Regions from separate parts of the Homo sapiens genome. Here region 2 is linked to region 1. A link is an interaction called in ENCODE POLR2A ChIA-PET data of the cell type or tissue named here. Cell type or tissue: MCF 10A. All regions are shown on one strand. Each heading gives the region's core, and the rest is flanking DNA. Links, peaks and the distances in the headings are about the cores only. Region 1 has its middle 8.4 kb from the start of CHST3. Region 2 overlaps CHST3 (carbohydrate sulfotransferase 3).

Evidence for each region. ChIA-PET counts read pairs that join two places held together with the same protein. Peaks named below come from ENCODE experiments on the same cell type or tissue, not always from the same donor. Only the 100,000 strongest peaks of a DNase experiment are listed, where the experiment ranks them.
Region 2: POLR2A ChIA-PET joins it to region 1 with 19 read pairs; 8 of 35 experiments call an interaction of 5 or more read pairs at or near these places.

Annotation. Positions count from the first base shown.
Region 1 is chr10:71,950,417-71,961,616 of GRCh38, reverse strand. No RefSeq gene overlaps it. Among named protein-coding and RNA genes, the nearest start is that of CHST3, 8.4 kb to the left of the region's middle. RefSeq lists silencers at 4,671-4,890, 5,338-5,447, 5,912-6,127. In MCF 10A, for the core only: a CTCF peak has its summit at 5,367 (motif pointing left); DNase peaks (open chromatin) are centred at 4,936 and 5,336.
Region 2 is chr10:72,004,403-72,015,602 of GRCh38, reverse strand. CHST3 (carbohydrate sulfotransferase 3) reads right to left here. Exons shown (of 3, transcript NM_004273.5): 2 at 9,621-9,867; 3 at 2,045-8,431. The coding sequence starts at 9,760. The coding sequence ends at 7,132. Among named protein-coding and RNA genes, the nearest start is that of CHST3, 46 kb to the right of the region's middle. In MCF 10A, for the core only: no CTCF peak of the experiment used is centred there; DNase peaks (open chromatin) are centred at 5,172, 5,802 and 6,872.

The DNA of each region.
Region 1 (11,200 bases), core at 1,868-9,867:
CCAACCCACAGACCCCAGCTGGGCGTCTGTAACTATATGATTACTTGCCTCATTGCAGGCCTTAACAAAGCTGCCGGGTAATGGCCAGGCGCTATGGCTCACACCTGTAATCCCAAAACTTTGGGAGGTCGAGGTGGGCGGATCACGAGGTCAGGAAATCGAGACCATCCTGGCTAACACCGTGAAACCACGTCTCTGGACTCTTCAGAGGACTCTTCCCAGAGTCCTCTCTTCCTGCTGTAGCTCATGATAGATTTTCAGATGTTTGGTGGGCACTCATACAGGCACCTGATTGTTACCTGAGAGACACAAGCAAATCCTATTCCCCATATAATTATCCACCCTTTGATTAAATTTAAAGGGCTATGTCACTCTCATATGAGTGACATAGAAAGGGGAATGCCTTTGTTGTACTGCTTGCTGTAAAGAATGAAATAAAAGATTAAGTTGGTCATTAGTCACATTTTGAATTAAGGCACATTCAATATTTTGTGTGGCTTGCACTACATAGGCTGAATCAGAAACAGTGTTTATTGGCTGTTTAAAAGTTTTTAACACTGTTATCACAGCCATAAGTTCAGCATTTTGAGCAGAAGCAAAGTCAGTTTGAAAAACTTGTTGTTGAGGTCCCACAAATGAGGCCTTTCCATTACTAGATCCATCAGTAAAAACAGTAATGGCCCCTTCAATAGGGGCTTTTTGAGTAATGGAAGGCAATATCCATGATATTAATTTAAGAAATTGGAATATTTTGGATTTAGGATAATGATTACCAAGAATGCCAATAAAACCTGCCAAATTAATTTGCCATTCCTGGGAATTAATATAAGCTTGCTGAATTTGTTGTTTGTTTAATGGAAGTATAATTTGATTTGGATCATATCCCATTAACTTTGTTGTGCACAGCCTTGCACACTACATTAATACAGCAACTTGATCTAAGTACAGAGTAAGCGTTTTGGTTGTATTGTGAGGTACAAAAAGCCGCTCAACCAGATCATTCTGTTGAACAATAATTCCTGTACGTGAATGTTTAGTAGGAAAAACTAAAAACTGTAATGACTGCAATGGGTCAACTCGAGTCACTTGTGCCTGTGGAAATTTTTCTTCAATTAATTGAAGTTTCTCTAATGCCTCCTTGGACAGGGAGTGTTTACTGTTTAAGTTAGAATCACCTCGTAAGGTAGAAAAGAGGTGAGACATAACATAAGTAGGACTGCCTAAAGTGGGATGAATCCAATTAATGTCTCCTAATAATTTTTGAAAATCATTAGAGGTTTTAAATTATCTCTTCTAATTTGAATGTTTTGAGGCTTAATAGTACTTTGTTCTACTTTCATTCCTAAATACTGAAAGGGAGTAGAAGTTTGGATTTTATCAGGGGCTATGATTAACCTTGCTGCTGTTACAGCCTTTTCCTCCCTAGTTTCAGCTGCACATAAAATATCATCCATGTAATGGATAATATAACATTTATTGAATTGTTCTCTAGCTGGCTTAATACCTTTTCTGACATAAGTTTGACAAATAGTAATACTTTCCAATGGTATTTGTCTGCTGGTTCTTTGTTATTTATAGCGGGAACAGTAAAAGCAAATTTTTCCTAATCTTGGGTAGCTAAAGGAATGGTAAAGAAGCAATCTTTTAAATTTATCACTATTAGAGGCCAGGATTTAGGAATCATAGTTGGGGAGGGCAGCTCTGGTTGCAGTGCACCCATGGGTAGAATGACAGCATTAACGGCCCTCAAATCTGTTAACATTCTCCATTTCTGGGATTTTTTCTTAATAACAAACACAGGAGAATTCCAAGGAGAGAGAGTAGGCTCTGTGTGTCCCTTTTGTAATTGTTTCTGTACCAATTATTTTAAAGCCTCCAGTTTTTCCTGTTTCAGTGGCCATTGCTCCACCCAAACTGGTTTAGCAGTTAACCAAACAAGAGGAATGGGAGCCGGAGGCTCAGCAATGGCCGTTCCTAAAAATGATACCCTAATCCAGTTTGATCTGTTTGTCCTTTTAGTTCTAAATGTTCTGGTTGGCCATTTTCATTTTTTCCTAGTCCCTTCCCTGGGAGATATCCCATTTTTCTCATCATTTGTTTACCGTTAATACTATACTGATCAATAGGAATAGGTATTTCAGCACCCCATTGTTGTAATAAGTCTCTACCCCATAGATCGACAGGAATAGGTGTAATAGGTTGAATTGTCCCTTCTTGGCCATCTGGCCCTTGGCATGGCAAAATTAAAGAACTTTGAAAAACTTCTGAGGCAGCCCCTACTCCAACAATACCAATGGATGCCTTTTGCTTAGGCCAATGCTGGGGCCATTGATTCAAACCAATATAGAAACATCAGCTCCAGTTATCTACTAGCCCTTCAAAGTTCTTTCCTTGAATGGTTACTGTACAAATAGGTCTCTTATCAGACACTTGATTAACCCAATATACAGCTTTTCCTGCTGGATTCATACTACCAAAGCCTCCCATTCTTTTTACTATGCTGCGTCCCAGTTTTGCATAAGGTAACAGTAACAACTGAGCGATTCTTTCTCCTGAGGAAGCAGACCATGGAATTGAGGAACTAGCAACTAATTGAATCTCTCTGGTATAATCAGAATCAATTATTCCTACATGCATAGTGACACCTCTAAAATTTAAACTAGACCTTCCTAGCAATAGACCAACTGTTCTGAGGGTAAAGGGCCCCTGACTCCCATGGGGACCTTCTTTGGTGGCTCCCCAGGAAGTAGGGAAATGGGAACTGTGCTGCAAAGATCTACAGCAACACTGCCTGCTGTGGCAGGGGACAACTGTTGTACATTTGTAAGGGCACTGAATGTGCCAGATATACCTTGGTTTGTTGAGGGGCCCGAGGTGGGCCCCTCTTCCCGTTTCCCAAAAAAAGGTTGCCCATCTTTGCTAAATTTAGAATGACACCGATTTGCCCAGTGATTGCCCTTCTTACATCAGGGGCATACGCCAGGACTTTTCTGTTGATTGATGGTAATAGTTTTTGCCTTTTGATTTTCTTTTCTACATTCCTTTTTTGTGTGTCCAAATTGCCCACAATTAAAACAAGAGCCTGAGAAACGGGGCATATTTTTTCCCACCTTTAGTCCAGCCATAGCTTGGGCTAAAAGAGTAGCCTTATTTAAGTTACCTCCAATGCCATCAGAAGCCTTAATATATTCAGCCAAATGAGCCTTCCCTCTCATAGGTCTAATAGCATTTTGACACTCTGTATTGGCATTATCATATGCAAGGAGTTGTATTACCACATCTTGAGCTATTTCATCAGTTATGGCTTTACGCACAGCCTCTTGGAGCCGAGCAATAAAGTCAGTATATGATTCTTTAGGTCCTTGTCAGACAGAACTGAAAGAAGGATATTTTTTCCCCATAACATTTATTTTTTTTCCATGCCCATAAACACACAGTGTGTAACTGAACAATGGCAACGTTTTTCATTACTGCTTGATTGTCTAGTCGGCCCCAATTAGGGCCCAACCCCATTAACTGTTCAAAGGAAACAGGCACAGGCGGCTGTGCTTGTGTGTTTTCTCTTGCTTGAGTTTGAGCTTCATCGGCCCACCAAGTTTTAAACTGCATGTACTGGGACGGAGTGAGAACAGGTTTTGTTAAAGTATCCCAGTCATATGGTATTAATCTATTATCAAGAGCCACATTTTTTAGTAAAGTTTGTACAAAAGGAGAATTTGGCCCATATTGACTAATGGCTTCCGCTTGAATTCCTTTAACAACTTAAAAGGAAAAGTGGCCCAATTAGCTATATTCTGCCCTCCTTGCTGGGTTATAGTAACTGGAAATTGCCATACTTCAAGGTCTCCCTCGGCTCTAGCCTTTTGAATAGAATTTTGTATAGCGCCACCAATAGCTCCAGGTTTTAATGTTGCAACTACAGGAGCAGTTTTTTAGTTTTTTAGCTAGTTCATGTTCTTGTCCATTAAGGGGAGAGGGAGGAGGTGGCCATTCACTTAATTCAGCAGGTGGAACCGACAGGCTAGTGAAATGTACCTTTTTCAGTTTCCCTCTCTTTTATTTAATTTCCTCTGGTTCCTGTTCCTCACATTCAGAATCTGAAGTTAATTTTTTACACTTGTCTGCCTCTTCCTCATCTGAATCTGTCTTGTCATTGTTTGAAATGGCTCAAGAGCTGCCTTTATCAATGCTCACACTGACCAAACAGAAACTGGAATTTTGGCTCCTTCTTTATGCACCTTTTTAAAATCTCTGCCAATTCTTTCCCATTCATCCAACCCCATTGTCCCTTGTTCTGGGAACCATGGGCAAACTGCTCTACTGTACTAAAGAGTGTTAATAAATTCTGAGTACTAACTTTCACTCCCCCTTTCCATAATAAATGCCTTAAGAAATTTAAATAACTAAGGCCGGGAGTGGTGGCTCACGCCTGTAATCCCAGCACTTTGGGAGGCCAAGGCAGGCATATCACAAGGTCAGGAGATCGAGACATTCCTGGCTAACACGGTGAAACCCTGTCTCTATTAAAAATACAAAAAATTAGCTGGGCATGGTGGCACATGCCTGTAGTCCCAGCTACTCGGGAGGCTGAGGTGGGAGAATGGCGTGAACTCGGGAGGCAGAGATTGCACTGAGCCGAGATCGTGCCACAGTACTGCAGCCTGGGTGACAGAGCAAGGCTCTGTCTCAAAAAATGTAGGGATCAGCCCTACAGGGCCTGTAGGTTTTTCTCCTTGTGTGCGGAGACGAGAGATCATAGAAATAAAGACACAAGACAAAGAGATAGAAGAAAAGACAGCTGGGCCCGGGTGACCACTACCACCAAAATGTGGAGACCGGTAGTGGCCCCGAATGCCTGGCTGTGCTGTTATTTATTGTATACAAGGCAAGGGGGCAGGGTAAGGAATGTGAGTCATTTCCAATGATAGGTAAGGTCATGTGAGTCACATGTCCACCAGACAGGGAGCCCTTCCCTGTTTGGCAGCTGAGGCAGAGAGAGAGAGAGGGGACAGCTTATGCCATTATTTCTTCTATGAATTTCTTGGAGAGATCAAAGACTTTAATATTCTCACTAATTCTGCTACTGCTATCTAGAAGGCAGAGCCAGGTGTACAGGGCTGAACATGAAAGTGGACAAGGAGCGTGACCGCTGAAGCACAGCATCACAGGGAGACGTTTAGGCCTCTGGATGGCTGTGGGTGGGCTTAACTGATGTCAGGCCTTTCACAAGAGGTGGTGGAGCAGAGTCTTCTCTAACTCCCCCAGGGAAGGGGAGACTCCCTTTCCCCGTCTGCTAAGTAACGGGTGCCTTCCCAGGCACTGGTACTACCGCTAGACCAAGGAGCCCTCTAGTGGCCCTGTCTGGGCGTGACAGAGGGCTCGCATTCTTGTCTTCTGGTCACTTCTCACCATGTCCCTTCAGCTCCTATCTCTGTATGGCCTGGTTTTTCCTAGGTTATAATTGTAAAACAGAGATTATTATAATATTGGAATAAAGAGTAATGCTACAAACTAATGATTGATAATATTCATATATAATCGTGTCTATATTCTACGTCTAATATAACTATTCTTATTTTAAGTATTTTCTTTATTATACTGTAACAAGCTTGTGCCTTCAGTCTCTTGCCTTGGCGCCTGGGTGGCTTGCCACCCACACACAAAAAAAAGAAATGTAAATAAGCAGAATGTTTACTTTCATTCTGTCCCATTGTTACCCTGGTTCTTACGAGTGCCCAGCTTACCTGCCGAGCTTCTTTCAGTCATCCTCGGGTGTCCTCTGACAATGTGTCCTCTGCTTCCACATGCTCTAGTGTTCCTTCACCAGGGTCTTCATAGCCCCATGTTGGGCGCCAGAAATGTTAGGGTGATCAGACCCAACACTAGGCCATGGGGGCTACGAAGTCTGGCAGAGTCAAATGAATGAGAAAAGACAAGTTAAGAGTGCATAAGGTGGGTCCAGGGGGCCAATGCTGGTATGGAGGCTGTGAAGCACCCGAGCTCTGGGAACCCACACTATTTATTGGTGATCAAACAAAGAAGCAGGTGGTGAGGACATGCGGATATGGGGGTAGAAAGGTAGCGGTGCATCAAGCGTAGCTGTGACACTTTAGCATTTTCTTTGACACATATGAATATGCTCTGCTGCTTGAGATAATGGAGAACATGTTTATGAGCCTGGGAGAGCAACCAACAAGTCTGTGCACATTCCAGAGGCTACGAGGGGTTGTATGCCCTGAGCCCTGGATTCCATCCAAGTCATGAGGAGTTTTATGCCCTGGGCTTAAATTTGTGGTGCGGCAGGGCAGCCTTCCACCCTTTGGCACAGAGCTTGGTGTTCCAAAGGCCACAAGGGGTTTTAGACCCGGACCCCGGACATCTTCCAATACTCTTTTATATTATGACAGACAAGCCAGTCCTGCCTCAGCAACTCTACCAACATCAAGTCTTAGTTGTGGGGGTTGATGGACTCATCTGACGTCCATGCACCAGCAGACCTCCTACTTGTTCCCTGTTTGATACCGTTTTCTCACACTCTTTCCTTATCATGCCTCGTTGCCCCACCCCCATTCTAGGCCAAGACCTTTTAGCCAAATTCAAAGCTTCTATCACCTTTTCCTGCTCCCCTCAAGCAGAGTCCCTCCTGCTCCTCTCCACTAGTCCAGCCTCTGATCCCTCTCCCCAGTACCACTTCCCGCCTCTCTCTTTAACCCAGTAGTGTGGGACACCACCATCCCTTCCATAGCTGCTCACCATGACCCCATCAAAATCCAGTTAAAAGACCCCTCCAAATTTCTCAATGTTCGCCAATACCCAATCTGCCTAACTCACCAAAAAGGCCTACAACCCATCATAAACAAGCTCTGCTTATGCACTCTTCTTAGACCGACACACTCTCCATATAACACCCCCATCCTCCCTGTTAAAAAATATGATGGCTCTGGGCCAGGCGCAGTGGCTCACGCCTGTAATCCCAGCACTTTGGGAGGCCAAGGCAGGTGGATTGCCTGAGGACAGGAGTTCGAGACCAGTCTGGCCAACATGGTGAAACCCCGTCTCTACTAAAAATAGAAAAAAATTAGCCAGGCATGGTGGCATGCACCTGTAATCCCAGCTACTCAGGAGGCTGAGGCAGGAGAATTGCTTTAACCGGGGAGGTGGAGGTTGCAGTGAGCCAAGATCACATCACTGCACTCCAGCCTGGGTGACAGAGCAAGACTTTGTCTCAAAAGAAAAAAAAAATCTGATGGCTCATACCAACTCGTTCAGGACCTCTGAGCCATCAATCAGGCTGTCCTCCCTATCCATCCCATAGTCCCTAGCCCCTATACACTTCTCTCTCTTGTCCCCACCAACACCACCCACTACACCACAATTGACCTGAAGGATGCCTTCTTTACCATTCCCCTACACCCTGATGCCCCAAACCTATTTGATTTCACCTGGACTGACCCTGACACCCTCCAGTTACAACAACTCACATGGACTGTCCTTCCTCAGGGCTTCAGGGATAGCCCTCATTTCTTCCGACAAGCTCTAGTCTGAGGCCTCACCTCCTTAAACCTGTCTCCCAGTCTTCTTGTTTAATACGTGGAAGACCTTCTTCTTTGCAGCCTCTCTCTAAGAGACTCTCAAATTCACACGGCCACTCTCTTAAACTTTCTCACTATCAAAAGGTATAGGGTCTCCCCCTCCAAGGCCCAACTAACTCTCCACCTCCATGGTGACCTACTTAGGAATTCAACTTTCCCCTGGGGCCTGGGTTATGACTCCAGCTGGGGCAGCATTAATAGATAATCTACCCCCATCCTCCTCCAAAAGCGAAATCCTTTCCTTCCTAGGGCTAGCAGGCTTCTTCAGAATATGGATTTCCAACTTTGTCCTCCTAGTTGATGTCCTCTATGAAGTGGCCAAAGGCCCTCTCAATGAACCCCTAAACCCCACACATAACATACACCCCAGCTTTCGCAAACTCCAAACTGCTCTTGTCACTGCATCAGCTCTGTCCTTACCTGATATCTCCCAACCTTTCACTCTCTATACTGCCGAAAGCCAAGGAATAGCCCTCGGTGTCTTAGCACAACAGAAAGGAAATCCTTCCTTTGCCCCTGTAGCTTACCTCTCTAAACAACTAGATAACACAGTCAAAGGGTGGCCAACCTGCCTTAAAGCACTAGCAGCAGTTACCGTTTTAGCTCTAGAAAGCAGGAAACTAACTTTCAGCCAGAATACCACCATCCACAGTCCTCATAATCTACAAGATCGCCTCTCCTCCCGAGCACTAAGCTCCCTTCCTCCTTCCTGGATTCAATTACTCCATGCCCTCTTTATCGAAAATCCCGAATCCAGTCTTGCCAAAAGTGCTCCCCTGAACCCAGCATCCTTACTCCCTGTATTCTCTTCCCCTCCTACTCATTCTTGCACTGACATTCTGGACCATGTACAGCTACATTTCCCAAACATTTCCTCCGAGTCTCTCACCAGCCTTGATGAACAACTATTCATAGATGGCTCCTCTTCTGGGCCCACCAGCTCCCCCAAAATTGCTGGATATACATTTGTTTCCCTTGACAAGTAATTGAAGCCAAGCCCCTACCCCCAGGAACCTCCTCCCAAAAGGCAGAACTCATAGCTCTCACCAGGGCTCTAACCCTTTCCAAAGGCAAATGAGTCAACATTTATACAGACTCCAAATATGCCTATCACATTCGTCATTCCCACACCTCCATCTGGCAAGAGAGAGGATTCCTTACTGCCAAAGGAACCCCCATCACTAACAGCCCCCTTATTTACCAACTCCTTCAGGTTGCACACCTCCCAGCGAAAGCAGGAGTTATACACTGTCGAGGACATCAAACAGGATCAGATGAAATCTCAAGAGGGAACAGAAAGGCCAATGAGGCAGCAAAAGAATCCTCCCTTTCTTCTGCCCCTCCCCCTCTCCTCCTCATTATCTCAGCAATCCAACCCAAGTACTCTCTCACTGAGAAAGCTTCGCTACTACAGCAAGGAGCCTCCTTTCAAGGGACTGGATAGTCAAAAATCAAAAGCTCATCCTCCCCCAAGAGCAAACCAAAGAAATTCTGACATCTCTTCACCAATCCTTCCATATTGGTGAGCACCCCTGTACCTACTCCATCGCCCTTATTTCTCCTCTCCCCTTCTATTCACGTCACTAAAAGACATAACCTTAAACTGTCATATATGCTGTGTTACTTCCTCCCAAGGGGCCCTCCGCTCTCCCCCTATTCCTACACATCAGCTCAGAGGAACACTCCCAGGGCAGGACTGGCAAGTAGACTTCACCCACATGCCTCCCGTCAAGAGGACAAAATTTCTTCTTACTCTTATAGATACCTTCTCTGGGTGGGTAGAAGCATTTCCTACCTTTCCAGAAAAGGCCGCAGATGTCCCCCAAATTCTTATAACAGAAATCATCCCTAGATTTGGTCTCCCTCACTCCATACAATCAGACAGTAGCCCTAGCTTCATCTCCCAAATCACCCAACAGGTTTCTCAGTCCCTCAGCATCCAGTGGTGACTTCATATCCCATACTGGCCCCAGTCATCTGGAAAAGTCAAGAGGGCAAATGGGATCCTTAAAGCTTAGTTGACCAAACTCATTCTTGAAGTCCAAAACCCATGGACCTCCCTTTTGCCCATAGCACTGGCCTGCATCAGAGCCAGTCCAAAAGCACCCTTGTTCCTCAGTCCATTTGAGTTAATGTATGGACAGCCTTTCCTCTTACAAAACAGGCCCCCTTCTAACTCTCAGCTAGGAGAATACCTCCCAACACTCTCCCTCATCCACCATCTCCTCCACCAACAAGCTGACCAGGCCCTCCCAAAACCCCACGAAGGCCCCCCAACCGGAATCTCCTTCCAGGACAGCATGTCTTGCTAAAAACTCTTAACCCAACAACCCTTAAACCAAAGTGGGAAGGCCCTTTTCAAGTTCTTCTCATACCCCCACTGCAGCTAAACTCTCAGGACATATCTCTTGGTACCATCTTTCCAGATTAAAAAGAGCCCCCGAAGCACCCACCGACCCACCAACTGCCATCCTCTGTCGATTCTCCAGTACTCTCCTTGGCCCAACCAAACCCCGCCTCACACCTGTCCTGAAGAAGACCATTGAACAATACCCAGACTCCTCCTTCCCTTCCTGACAATCATAAGTACACTCCTGATTTCTTAAATGCCCTGTTCTTGCCTACCTTGCTGTTTCACCCTCTTCCTCATCTCCGTTTGCCAAGACATCTCTTGGTTTCATCCCCAAACTCCCAATCTTGACTCTCTTGTAGAGTGGATAGATGACGTTCTCTTCCAAGGCACCCTATGTGACTTTTCCTCAGATGAAATGCACTTATTTACTTTCCTACTCACTCTTTGCCTGTCTACCTCTCCTACTCCCTTGGCTGCCCCACGTAGCCACATCTCCCCTTACAATAGTACCCGACTACCTCTATAAGACCCTTAACCTAACTCACTCCCTGCTAAACCAGTCCAACCCCATCCTAGCAAAAGACTGTGGGCTCTGCCCACAGTCCTATCAACTACCACCTATGTTGCCACCCCCGTTCACTCAAAAAACTGGGTTCTTAATTAACCTATCACACCCGTTATGAAGGAAAAAGCCCCTTTCAACTTTTAGACATGCAGCTATTGGCCGAGTTTTCTATCACAGATATGACAAAAAGCACTCTGACAGGGAACACAGTACAATTGTTACGCTCCTGTATCTCCAGTCTTACCCAACAGACAAGTAATAACAAGCCCATTCATGGCCCTGTGACCACCGACACCAGTCTAACTTTTCAAGCCCTAATATGTATCCAACACAACCTGTCCTCAGGTCTGACTTTAGGTCACCTACCATCCCATCAATGTAACTATACCTTACAGCTTCAAGTCCCAAACGACCACCAAAATTTTAAGGTCACCCAAACAGCCGAATTTAAACGGCTTGTCAGTTTTTCAGGACCCCCAAAGGTCATTACCAGCTCTTTACTAAATAAACATTCAGGATTTTGTAATGGCAGATATACGAACTGTATAACCATTCACCCATGGACCCCTTGCAGCATGGCTTCCCTCCCTGCCGAATGCCTCCTTATACCCTCTTTCAATTACTCCTCTGAATGGCTCCTAATAGACACAAAACGATTCTTTCTCCAATGGGAAAATAAAACACAAGGAG
Region 2 (11,200 bases), core at 1,365-9,364, 54 kb before region 1:
ATGGCTGCTTAGGGTGGCTTTTGGTCCTACACACTTCCAGCTGCAGGCTGCTGGTAGCTACTAACTCTTTTGCAGAATGACAGAGTCTTGGCTAGGTATAGTGTCTCATGCCTATAATCCCAACACTTTGGTAGGCTGAGGCCGGCAGATTGCTTGAGTTCGGAGTTCAAGACCAGCCTAGGCAACATGGCGAGATCCCATTACTACAAAAAATACAAAAAAGCTAGCAAGTGTGGTGCATGCCTATAGTCCCAGCTACTTGGGAGGCTGAGGCAGGAGGACTGCTTGAGCCTGAGAGGTCCAGGCTGCAGTGAGCTGTGATTGCGTCATTGCACTCCCACCTGGGTGACAGAGTCTTAAAAAATAAAGAAGGCCAGAGTCTTGAAAAAGACTGTTGTTTGGAAAAAAGTTTTTCATGATAAACGAATTCCATAAAAATGGTTCTTTCTAGAAGGTAATCCTTAATGCTGGGTGAGTCAAAGGAAAGCGGCCTACCTGGAGCCTGTAATCGCAAATGTGCACTGTAACTTCCCAAGAGCAATCCTGTGACCACAGTTTCTCCAAACACACTTGAGGATGCTGCTGCAGGCTCCAGGGCTGGGCCAGTGCTGGGCCTGGCAGGGCTCTGTGGGCAATGGCACAGGTCCCTGACCCCAGCCCCCTGCTGATCAAACTGCTTTCCAGAGAGTCCCAGCCAACTCTCCCTGTCCCAGAGAGCCCACGGGGCGCTTGACTCCTCCCCAGGGTTGAGTAAATTGGGGTGTAGGAAGGAAGACTGACGATCCTGAAGGGGTCTGGGGGTGGGGGAAAGGAGGAGGAGGAGAGACGGTTCCGGCCTGGCAGCTGAGGGGTGGGTGGGTGGGGAGGTGTCCAGGCTTCTCTGCTCTGTGATTAGTGCAATTTGTTTCCCCAGGGGGTCATTTGTGGTAGGAAACACAGCCCAGAAATTAAACTAACTATATCCAGCCCCCAGCGTAGGGGAGACAGCAATAGCACCTGACTGGGGTGGGCAGCTTCTGTTCAGGTTGGGATGACAGGCACCGGCTCAAATACTTTAAGAGGTGGGAGGGAGCTGGCTTGAGCTTCCCAAGCCTGGACTGGGTGAACTGGCAGAGACACAGGTTAAGATTTGGGGAGGGGGGCCTGTTCCCTCACATTGAGCCTCTCTGAGTCTTCATTCCCTCACTCCAGGAGCCACTGTCCCCGTGCTCAGCCCTCCTCTGCCTCTTCCTGCAGCTGCTGGTCCTGCTACCCCTGTGTCCTGAGACCCACAAAGCCCCACCAGCTCTGGCTTCTGTGTTCCAAAATGAGCTCTCTCCCTTCTCCCCAGGGAAACACCCATGCTCTGCAGGCAGCTCTTGGGAGACAAGCAGGGCTGAAATGTAGTAAGAACTAAAGTTGTTATGACGGATGTAACTGCAATTTGAAAGGACTCCATTCAATTTCTTAGCTGAAAGGGTCCTTGGCAACCTTCTTATGTGTTTTTGGAGATTTAGTTGAAGGCCAAATAAATCTGAAATGCTATCTGAACACGTGAAGCAGATCAAAACGCACAGTGACTCTTGTTGAGAGGGTGCCGCCTGCCCTTTCAGCTGACTTTTGAATCCCTAATGGGGCTTTTTGGGAACAATGTTTGTGAACAACTGATTACACCTTCATTCTAAAAGGAAACTGGTGTCCAAGTAAGGGAAGTGACTTATGCAAGGTCACACAGCCAGACAGTGGCAAAGCTGGGACTCATCCCCAGGCCCCCTGACCGCTGGCCCAACACTCCTGTCTCTGCCCCCAAATACCTGGGTTTTCTCTCTCTCCGCTCAGCGCAGTCCCCATCAGCTCTGCCAGCCTGGTGACGCAAGGTACATTCATCCTGCCCCATATTCCCCTAGTGCCTTTGGTCCCTTGGGAATGGGCAGGGGGATTCTCTGTCCTGCTTCATGCTGGAAGTCACCTCCTTTCTACCACTGTTAATTAAAAAAAAAAAAAAATTATGACCCAATTGCTGCTGAGAACAAATGCAAAGGAAAAGGCAGAGACACGCTGCAGGTTTTGCTCATTGCATGATTTCATCTTTAATTAAATAAGTCAAGTAGGCCATCAGGAGTTGGGTTCACATTCTATTCTGCAAAGCAGGCCCTGACTGCTGGGGCTGCCAGCTCTCTGAAGGGCAGCCCCAGCGTTTCCAGGAGACGGCAGATTGTCTGTGGCCATGGCAAGGACATCTGGGACGACAGTGACAGCAATGGGGCTGGGAGCAATGTGGAACGGCGCCAGAGGCTGAGCAGAATGAGCTACATGCTACACATACACACACGTGGATGCATATGTACATACCATGGCAGTGTATGCCGTGAAGGGGTGTCTCGTACCATGCAGACATGAAATAGCAAACAGGGCTGAGGTGTTGGCAAAAAGACAGTGTGCAGGACCTGGGAGGGAGCAGGGGAGCCAGGAAAATTTGGACTAGAATATACAGCTGAGATGGAGACTTCAGGGGGTGCCCAGTTCAAGCCAATGGCAGAAGACGCAGACCACATGGGTCATTGTATCCCCCCAGCAAAGCACCTGATCCATGACATGAGCTAGGCCTGTGAGGATGGCGCCATGTCTGTAGCCTTGGAAACACGTAACAAATTTGTCCCCAGTCCAGTTACGGGGTGCCAAAGGACACGAGACCAAAGGATCTTGGAGCTCTTGAGACAAGTGAAGTTGCCAATTCTGCTTTGTGCTTTTGAGGTAAAGAGCAGCTTCCACTGTCTCTGAAACTGCAGCGAGTTGACAGGTGATGCGGCTGCATTTAGGAAGCCCTGGACCCTCTCCCTTCCATCTGGCTGCGCCTTGTCCTAGAAGCTTCACAAGCAAACCCACCAACTCAGGAGCCCTGGATTTCAGCAGATGGTCCTTCTATCAGCTTGTACAGATCAATAAGACACACTTGGCTTGTGCAGGCATCTGCTTCCACTCAGCCCCAATTTCTCTCCCCTTAGCTCTCCTTGCCTCAGGTATCAGCCCTTGAGATCTGGCTTCACTTTCTGACTTTGGGAATGGGGATGGGAGGGGACTGCCTTGAGGACACAGCCATCCAGTCTTCTGCTCCTGTCTTAGCAAGGGACAAGCCCTACAGTCAATTGGTCTCACCATGTTGCCCAGGCTGGTCTCCAACTCTTGGGCTCAAGCAATCCTCCCACCTTGGCCTCCCCAACTGCTGGGATTACAGGTATGAGCCACCGCACCTGGCCTCTACGGTCAATAGGCCCTAGTATAGGAGAGGATGACCCGGGGCTGGAAGACTTTAGGGTCAGGATATCTCCTCTACCACCCAGGCCAAGAATCAACCTTCTGGGAAGGACCTCCTGCTGAAGCTCCTTCCATTGCCAGACAGACAGATGGCAGAGATGGGAGGGAAAGATGTCGTGTGATGCCTGGTGCCCTCTGTTCTGTGGGGTTTGGTCAGCAGCTGCCCCACTACGCCAGCCTCTGGCAGTAGCTCCCAGGCTGAGGGTGCTAGCAGACCGGAAGTAAACTTGTTATTAAACATCTCTTTTCTGTTTATTTTCAAGTGCATGTATTGCAGAAGGACAAAAGCCTAAATTTGCTTTATGTTCCTCAGCTTTTGGAAAATAACTCGGTGACCACCTGCGGTGTATGTGACAGAGACTGGCTTCTATGCACATCTGGTCTTCTCTTTCCCTCTCTATGGGGACCTGAGAATCCTGCCCTCCACTAACTACTCCCAAGGACCCTCCAGGGCCCTCATCCATTCCTCAATTTATAAACAGGTCCCGAGGGGAAGATGGGAACAGGCAGAGTGGGGACAGCCTGTGAGCATTGGACGCTGCTGTGTCTCACCAAGGCCTGGAACGTTCTGAGCCATTTCTATATGCTGGGCCGCAGAACTCATCAACAAGAAAGAACATGAGTAAACACTCATTGCTGAATGGTCCCCTTGTGCTAGGGAGGCTGGCGGCCAGTGGAGAGAGGCCTCAGCTGCTCCCTCTGTCTCCGGGCAGGTGGGCACCTTGCAGGGGAAGGCTTCTGGCAGACAAGCTGGAACAGAGGAGAAGCCAGGGCTGGCCTCGCTGGAAAAAGAGGCCCGGCCACCAGTGCTTCCATCTTCTCCATCCCAGCTCCAAGCTGAAAATCATATCCACATGGGTGACTCCAACCATATCCATAACGTTTCAAGCCAATAGTCACACCACACTGTCCTTCCCCAAACCCCAAGGGTTCCCAGAGCATCGCTGAGCCCCAGGGGAATACACTTCCAGGAAACATCCACGCGCTTGTGACCTGTCTCAAACACCCGGGCAGAGGTAATACAGCAGCAAGGGCCCTGATGTAGCATCTCAGATCAACAAGAGAGAAACCAAGGGATCTCAGATCTTAAACAACGTCCTGGGGCCATCGTGGTGCTGGCGCTCCAGCTCATTCTCCTCTTGTGTTCTGAATCGTCTTCTGGTGTCCATGCATGAACGGAGTGTGTGAATGGTTTCTATTGTTATTTTGTCTTTCTTGATTTGGGTACAGCTTTGAGTCCCTGCAGATAATAAGGTATTTTCTGTCTCTTCTTTTCAAAAAATAAATAAATTAAGTCAACCTGCAGTGTGCACATTGTCAATGTCCTGAGAAGTCCCAAAGGCCCATTCTTGGTACCATCCTCAGAGGGCGGAGTGGGAGGTCTTGGCCCAGAGTAAGAAGGAGGGATAAAGTCTACTGTCCACATTAGCAGGGCCCCTAGGAAGAGCCTTGGATGGAGGTGGCTGCCCCCTCCCCAGTCCCAGCCCCTCCGACCTCCACATGGGGAACAGAGGAGGGAGCAGTGGGGAGGCTGGGGAAGAACGGCCAGCACTTCTGGGCCTGCCAGAAACATCCTGGCCCCACGGTCATGTTTTCAGAGCTGGTGTTCCTTTGAACTCCAAATTAGAACCATGTCTCTGCACAACTTACTCTTGGACTCTAAAACCAAGAGTGTTGGGGTGTTCAGGCAAAATAGCAAAAGAAAAGAAAATAAAAAAAACCCAAGAGTGGAGACCTCCTTGAATGACTGGAGTCCACAGTGACAGAGACCCAGCAGCTCAAATAGGCTGATTATAGCGAATCCCATGAGATGGTTACTGGCCTCACCTTCTCCAATGGTGGCTTCCTGCCAGGACACACTCTTCCCTCCCCCATGGCAATGTTGGACTCAGATCCTGTACTTCCATGGTGTCCATATTACTCAACCCAAAATGCAGCCCTCTGGGTTTACAATGGGCCGTATCTGACAGAGAAATTGTCCAGGAAACCAGAAGCAGAGCTGGGCAGCCCTCGGCAAACCCTTGCAGCTCCTTGTAAGCTCTGGATACTGAGTTCTGCTCCTGGGTTTGAGGTGGGAGTGGGGAAGGCCTTCTACTCTGGGTACACTTGTCGCTTGTCATGAGGCCCCTGCCCACCCAGGAAACATGTTAGGGCCTGTGAGGGATTTTCAAATCCAGCTTCTTCTCAGGGAGGGGCGAGGGCTGCAAATCTCTGCTGCTCTGGACACTAGGCAAGAACGCTGGTGGCTTTGAGATTCATCCCACATGGGGTTCAAACAGAAAAGCCCATAGGGCACTGTGGCCTGCCACGTGGCCACCTCTCCTCGTTCCTCCTGGGGAAGGCTCCTCCTCCTGTCCTCTCCCTCTGCCAGGAGCCAAGTGCTCCCTGCTGGTTTTCCCCAGCCTCCCTCAAGCCCTCAGGCCTCCACTGCTTGGAAGAGGCGCTCCTACAGAAACAAAAGCAAAAACACAGCCATGAAACAAGAAAGACACCAAGCCATAAATAAAAGCCCGAAACAAAACACCCAGCACATCCTGCGTTAAGCAATACTCTTCCCAGGGCCCTAAGGAGGAATTCCAGGCACTGGCTGTAACCACAGCAACCAACTGGCTGACTCCTGTCCACGAGGGAGAAGGCGGGCTTCTCAGGGGAGGGGGGGCATCCTGGTGGGACTTCTCCCCCACGGGCACTCTGTACTTTCCTCTTGGCCCTACCCCAGATGAGGCCTGGCTGGAAATGGAAGGCCCCGTGAGCTGCCTTTTGCCTCCAGGGACCACAGCTGCTTCTGCCTGCCAGGCCTGAGGCAGCCTTCAAATATGGACATGTTCGGGAGCCAGCCAAGCTAGACGGGGCCTTTGGCTGCACCATTTCAAAACATCCTGCCTGCCAGCCGCAAGGATGTGGATGGGTCAGAGGAGGTAGCCATGAGAATCTAAGGCGGGCAGGGGCTTTGAACGCTGCAGTTCTGAATCCACTGTTCAGTCCAAACCCGGCCAGGGAACTGTGTCATGTCATGGCCCTTTAACGCGTTTCTTTCCCCTGCCCTGCCCTCGAAATAATCCTACAAATGTTAAGCACAGGCTCCTCTGAGGTGTGTCATACAGAAAAACCCTGTGGGCATAAGCAGCGAGGAAGCTTGTCTGCATAGATGTGTGTGCACTTGTGCCTTTATGATGCTTGTCTATGTATGGTGTACATGTATGTATGTCTATACGCATGTGTGTGTTTTGCAGCTCTATAAGGGGCCCATATTCATCAGTAACCAGCACAGCCAACCCATTCATGAAAACGCTGAATCGCTCTGTACTAGTTGGTAAACAGCCACTGTCACCTCAAACGAGCCTCAAATGCCACCTTTGACACCCACGGCTGTCCTAGCCCCTCCTCCAAGGACCCACCCAGATTCCAGACTTCACCATCCAGACAAGAAACGGTTAACACCAAATAAAGCAGGAGGTCTGACTGTCACTGGTCAGAGCCTTGCCCCTTCTGATTGTTAAATATTTGGACTCTGGCCTGCAGGGTCTCCAGGCACGAATGTATGTTTCTGTGTGTGTGAGATCGAAGCTTGCCAACAGGCCCGGGCCTGCCTAGGCCTGCTCAGGAGGCTGCAACCCGTTGGGTCTGGGTGTGATGGCCCTCAAGGGGACCGGGCACTGTCCTGTTCTCCGCAATTAACCCTGGGGCCGCCGCTTTGGCTGGAGCGCTGGCTGGGGGCCCTACTGCTACAGGAGGCGCTGCCCGCTCATGGCGCTGTGCACCCGCCCTCTGCGAGGGCTGCGGCAGAAAGACGGGGCAGGCCTTTCACGAGGAGGGGCATACGGGGCCCCGGCCCCCCTACGTGACCCAGAAGGTGCCCCTCTCCTCCAGCAGGCTGACTGAGCGGTTGGTGAGGGCGGCGGCGTCCCGCGCCAGTTTGTAGCCGAAGAGGCGCATGGCAGGGCCGCAGGCGGCCTGCACCACCTGGGCCAGCTTGAAGGGCATGCTGAAGCGCCACTTCTCGAACTGCTCCGAGGAGTTCTTCTGCGTGGAGTAGATGCCGCTGCCGTCGTGGGCCGCCTGCGTGTTCTTTTGGATCCAGTCTTCCACCTGCGGGGTCAGGGGGATGCCGGCGAAGCGGTACATCTCGCGGGCCTTCTGCAGCGGCCCGCGTGCCACGTCCTCGTAGCGCACCAGCATGTAGCGGCCCCGCAGCCAGGCGGGCTGCCGCAGCCCCAGCTCCGCGGACAGGCGGATGCTCTCGCAGTTGCCCCGCAGCCGCTGCACCTCCTCTTCCCTCAGGCCGTCCTGGCCCTCGTCGTCCAGCCACTTCTTCCAGGTCTTATACTTGCCGGCGAAGGCCACCATGCGCGAGGCCAGCACGGCCCGGGGGTCGCGCACCAGCTGGATGACGCGCAGGTCCAGGCGGGGGTCCTCGGCCAGCGGCTGCAGGAACTCCAGCTGCCGGATGCGCACCGCCTTGAGGGCCATGTGCTCCTTGCGGCGGCAGGCCTCTGCGGCCAGCGTCACGTTGAGGGGGCCGCAGCGGCGGTTCTTGCAGTGGTACTTCTCGAAGACCTTCTTGACGAAGGGCGTACAGACGGGGTCCTCGCACAGGGAGCGGCTGGAGCCCCGGCGGAACATGAACTGAGTCAGGTGGTCCTCGGGCAGCGGCGTGATGAAGTGCTCCAGCACGTACAGGTCGCACAGGAAGAGCTGCTTGAGCACGTCGCGGTACACCAGGGCCGAGCCCGCGGCGTTGGCGCCCCCCGGCTCGAAGGACACTGTGCGCTCGATGTGCCACAGCGGCTCGAAGAGGTAGAAGATGTTGCCCTGCTGGTTGAAGAACTCGCCCACGAACGAGGAGCCGGTGCGCGTGGTGGCCATGAGCAGCACGTGGCGCCGGGGCCCCGCCACGGCCGGTCTGGGCGGCTCCTCCTCCTTTCTCTGCTCTTCCTCTTCCTCCCCTGCGGCCTCCATGGCTGGCTCCACGCCCAGCTGCAAGCTGAGGTTGCGGAGACGGCTCTGAAGCTGGGAGAAGGCTGAATCGAGCTCGCTCAGGGACAAGAGAGATGCGTTCTCAGCTAAGATCAGGGCTGGGTCGGTGCTGTTGGCATCTGCTAGAGCTTGGGGAATCTGCTTCAGCTTGTCTGAGACCCTGTGAGGACAAAGAAGATCAGGGTCAGTGGCTGACTGGGGACCCCGTCTCCTGGGCAACCCTAAGCAGTCCTCCAAGCAGATCACCAAAACCTGTCTCAGTTGGGTTTCCCCAAAAGCAGACGTTGAGGCAAGGATTTGTGTTTAAGTAAGTTTATTTGGGACATGATCACAGGAAGTACTGGATGGGGAAGTGAGGCAGGGGAGGAAAGAGGTGCATGATGGATGTGCTGCTAGGAGCAGGTGTGGGCATCGGAGGCTTAGTCTGATGGGGATCTGGGGGGGACAGTTACTCCCTAGTACTTCCGGCTTGCCAGTGTGCCAGTGGAGAGAAAGCTCTCAGGTGCAGAGCTGTAGGGGCTTGCAGTAGAACCCAATAGGCACAAGCTAGAACGGTCCTTGCTCAGTGACCCAAGGGGGGGGATTGACGGTGTCCACTATATTGCCCAATCCCTGACCCACCCATCTTAGCTAATGCTTTCTTGCAGGGCTTGTGCCTGGGAGGAGAACAGGCTAAGAAATCTTTCTACATCTAACAGGCCCACTGCACATAGCTGTATGCTGCCAATTCAAAGGGGTAAAGGGGCGTTCCCAGATTAGCCTATTTGAGGGACATGCCCCTGGAGTTGAGCAGTACACAACTTGGCAGCTGCACATTGGCAGCCTTGCCCATCAGAGTATCCATACTAGGACCTTGCCTTTCCATGGGCTCAGTGACATCAAGACTTCTATAGGGGATGTGCTGCTAATGCAAGGCCAGGAGGTAAATTAACAGTAATAGTCACAGCCAGCAAATACTGGACACCAACTATGTGCCAGGCAGTGGGCTAAATGCTTTTACATTTTCTCATTTAATCTTTACAACAATGCTGGTCCCATTATTAGCCATGTTTTACAAAAGAGGAACCGAAGACTCAGAAATGTTAAGTATCTTGTCTAACCTTTCACAGCTGTAGAGGGCCAACATGGGGGGGCTCCAACCCAGGCTGTTTGAGTCCAGAGCCCAAGTCTCACCCCTGTGCAGTCATGAGGACGTGTGCAGGAGCCACTGCCTGGGACATAGAAGGGGCCTGGGGATGGCTCGTTGAAGGAATGCATTTGCAGGTCCACAGAGAGCCCTGCAGTTACCTCCCTGTCCCCACCCACCCCACCTTGAAAGGAAGATGAAGACTTGGGCTTGCAACCCTCACCTTGATATGATTTTATTTTCCTTTTCGATGAAGACAAAAACTATCACCACAAAAACCAAGAAAAGGGCGTATTTGCTTCTCATCTTCAGGCTGTGCACAAAGTCCCGGCAGTCCTGGGGCAAAGTGAGTCCTTTCTCCATGGGGAAAGGTGGGGCCGTGGGGGCTCCTCGGGCCAGCCTTGGACACTCAGCTGAGGGGCATCACTCAGGACCCAGCTTGCCGTCTTCAGGTGGGGGACACCCTTGTCCTGCGGAGAGACAGGTGGTCAGAACACCCTTGTCTGTACACGAGGAATGCAGAGGATGTCTCTCCACCAGACTTTTGAGGATCTCGGCCCTGGTTAGCAGCCAGGACCCCAGACCCACTCTCCAGACAGACTGTGCCCCAGAGACACTGAAGGTCTCTTTAATAGGTCATTTAAAATGCTAATGAACCATCGGGTTCATCCATCCCACCTCCATCAGTTTCTCCCTTGACCTCACACATCAAAGGCCTGTGCACGGAAAAGAATAACCTTTGTAGCATAAATGTTTATAATAGCAAAAAGAGTGCAAACACCTAAATGAAAATGGTGGAGCATCCAGGTAATGGATTTTTATGTGGCCACAAAGAATAATGAGGTGGATGTATAAATGTGAATGATCCAGAAAATACATGAGAACACACACACACACACACACAGACACACACACACACACAAAGGTGCAGACCCTGTGCTTATGCAGGACGGGGCTTCCCAACCTCAGCACTGTTGACATTTTCCACCAGGTAAGTGGGGACTGTCCTGTGAATTATAGAATGTTTGACAGCAGTCTTGGCCTCTACCCACTAATTGCCAATAATTGTTTGTTTGTTTTTGAGACAGGGTCTCACTATGTTGCCCAGGCTGGAGTGCAGTGGCACGATCATAGTTTACTGCAGCCTCAACCTCCCAGGCTCAATTGATCCTCCCACCTCAGCCCCCTTAGTCACCACAAGTGCACACCACCACACCCAGCTAATTTTTAAAATTTTTTGTAGAGATGGGGTCTTGCCATGTTGCCCAGCCTGGTCTTGAACTCCTGAGTGCAAGCAATCCACCTGCCTCGGCCTCCCAAAGTGCTGGGATTATAGGCACGAGCCACCACGCCTGGCCCCCACTGCTCATCTGTAACCATCAAATATCTCCAGACATTGCTAAGTGTCTCCTGGGGTGGGAAGGTGGGGGGTGACAAATCATCCAAGGTGGAGAGACTCCGATGTAGCAAGCTCCCATTCAGAAACAAATGCCGGGAAGAAAATATAGATGCGGGATACAAATGGACTCTGGCTGCAGGAAAACGCAAGGCCTGGTAACAATGGCTGCATCTAGAAGGTGGACAGGTAGGTGGAGAGAGAAGGTGGAGTGAGGCTTATGTTTGCTATGTAACACTGTGCCTTGTTACACATTTTACCATGTGTATACGTAAATTATAAAAAATTAACGAAAGAAAAAAATATCATAGCGCATAAATTCTACCTAAATCCTTAACATGGCCTCAGCCTTCAGGTCTCCACTTTCTAGGCAGCCTCCCCCAGGCTATGTTAGGGCTCCCTACAGC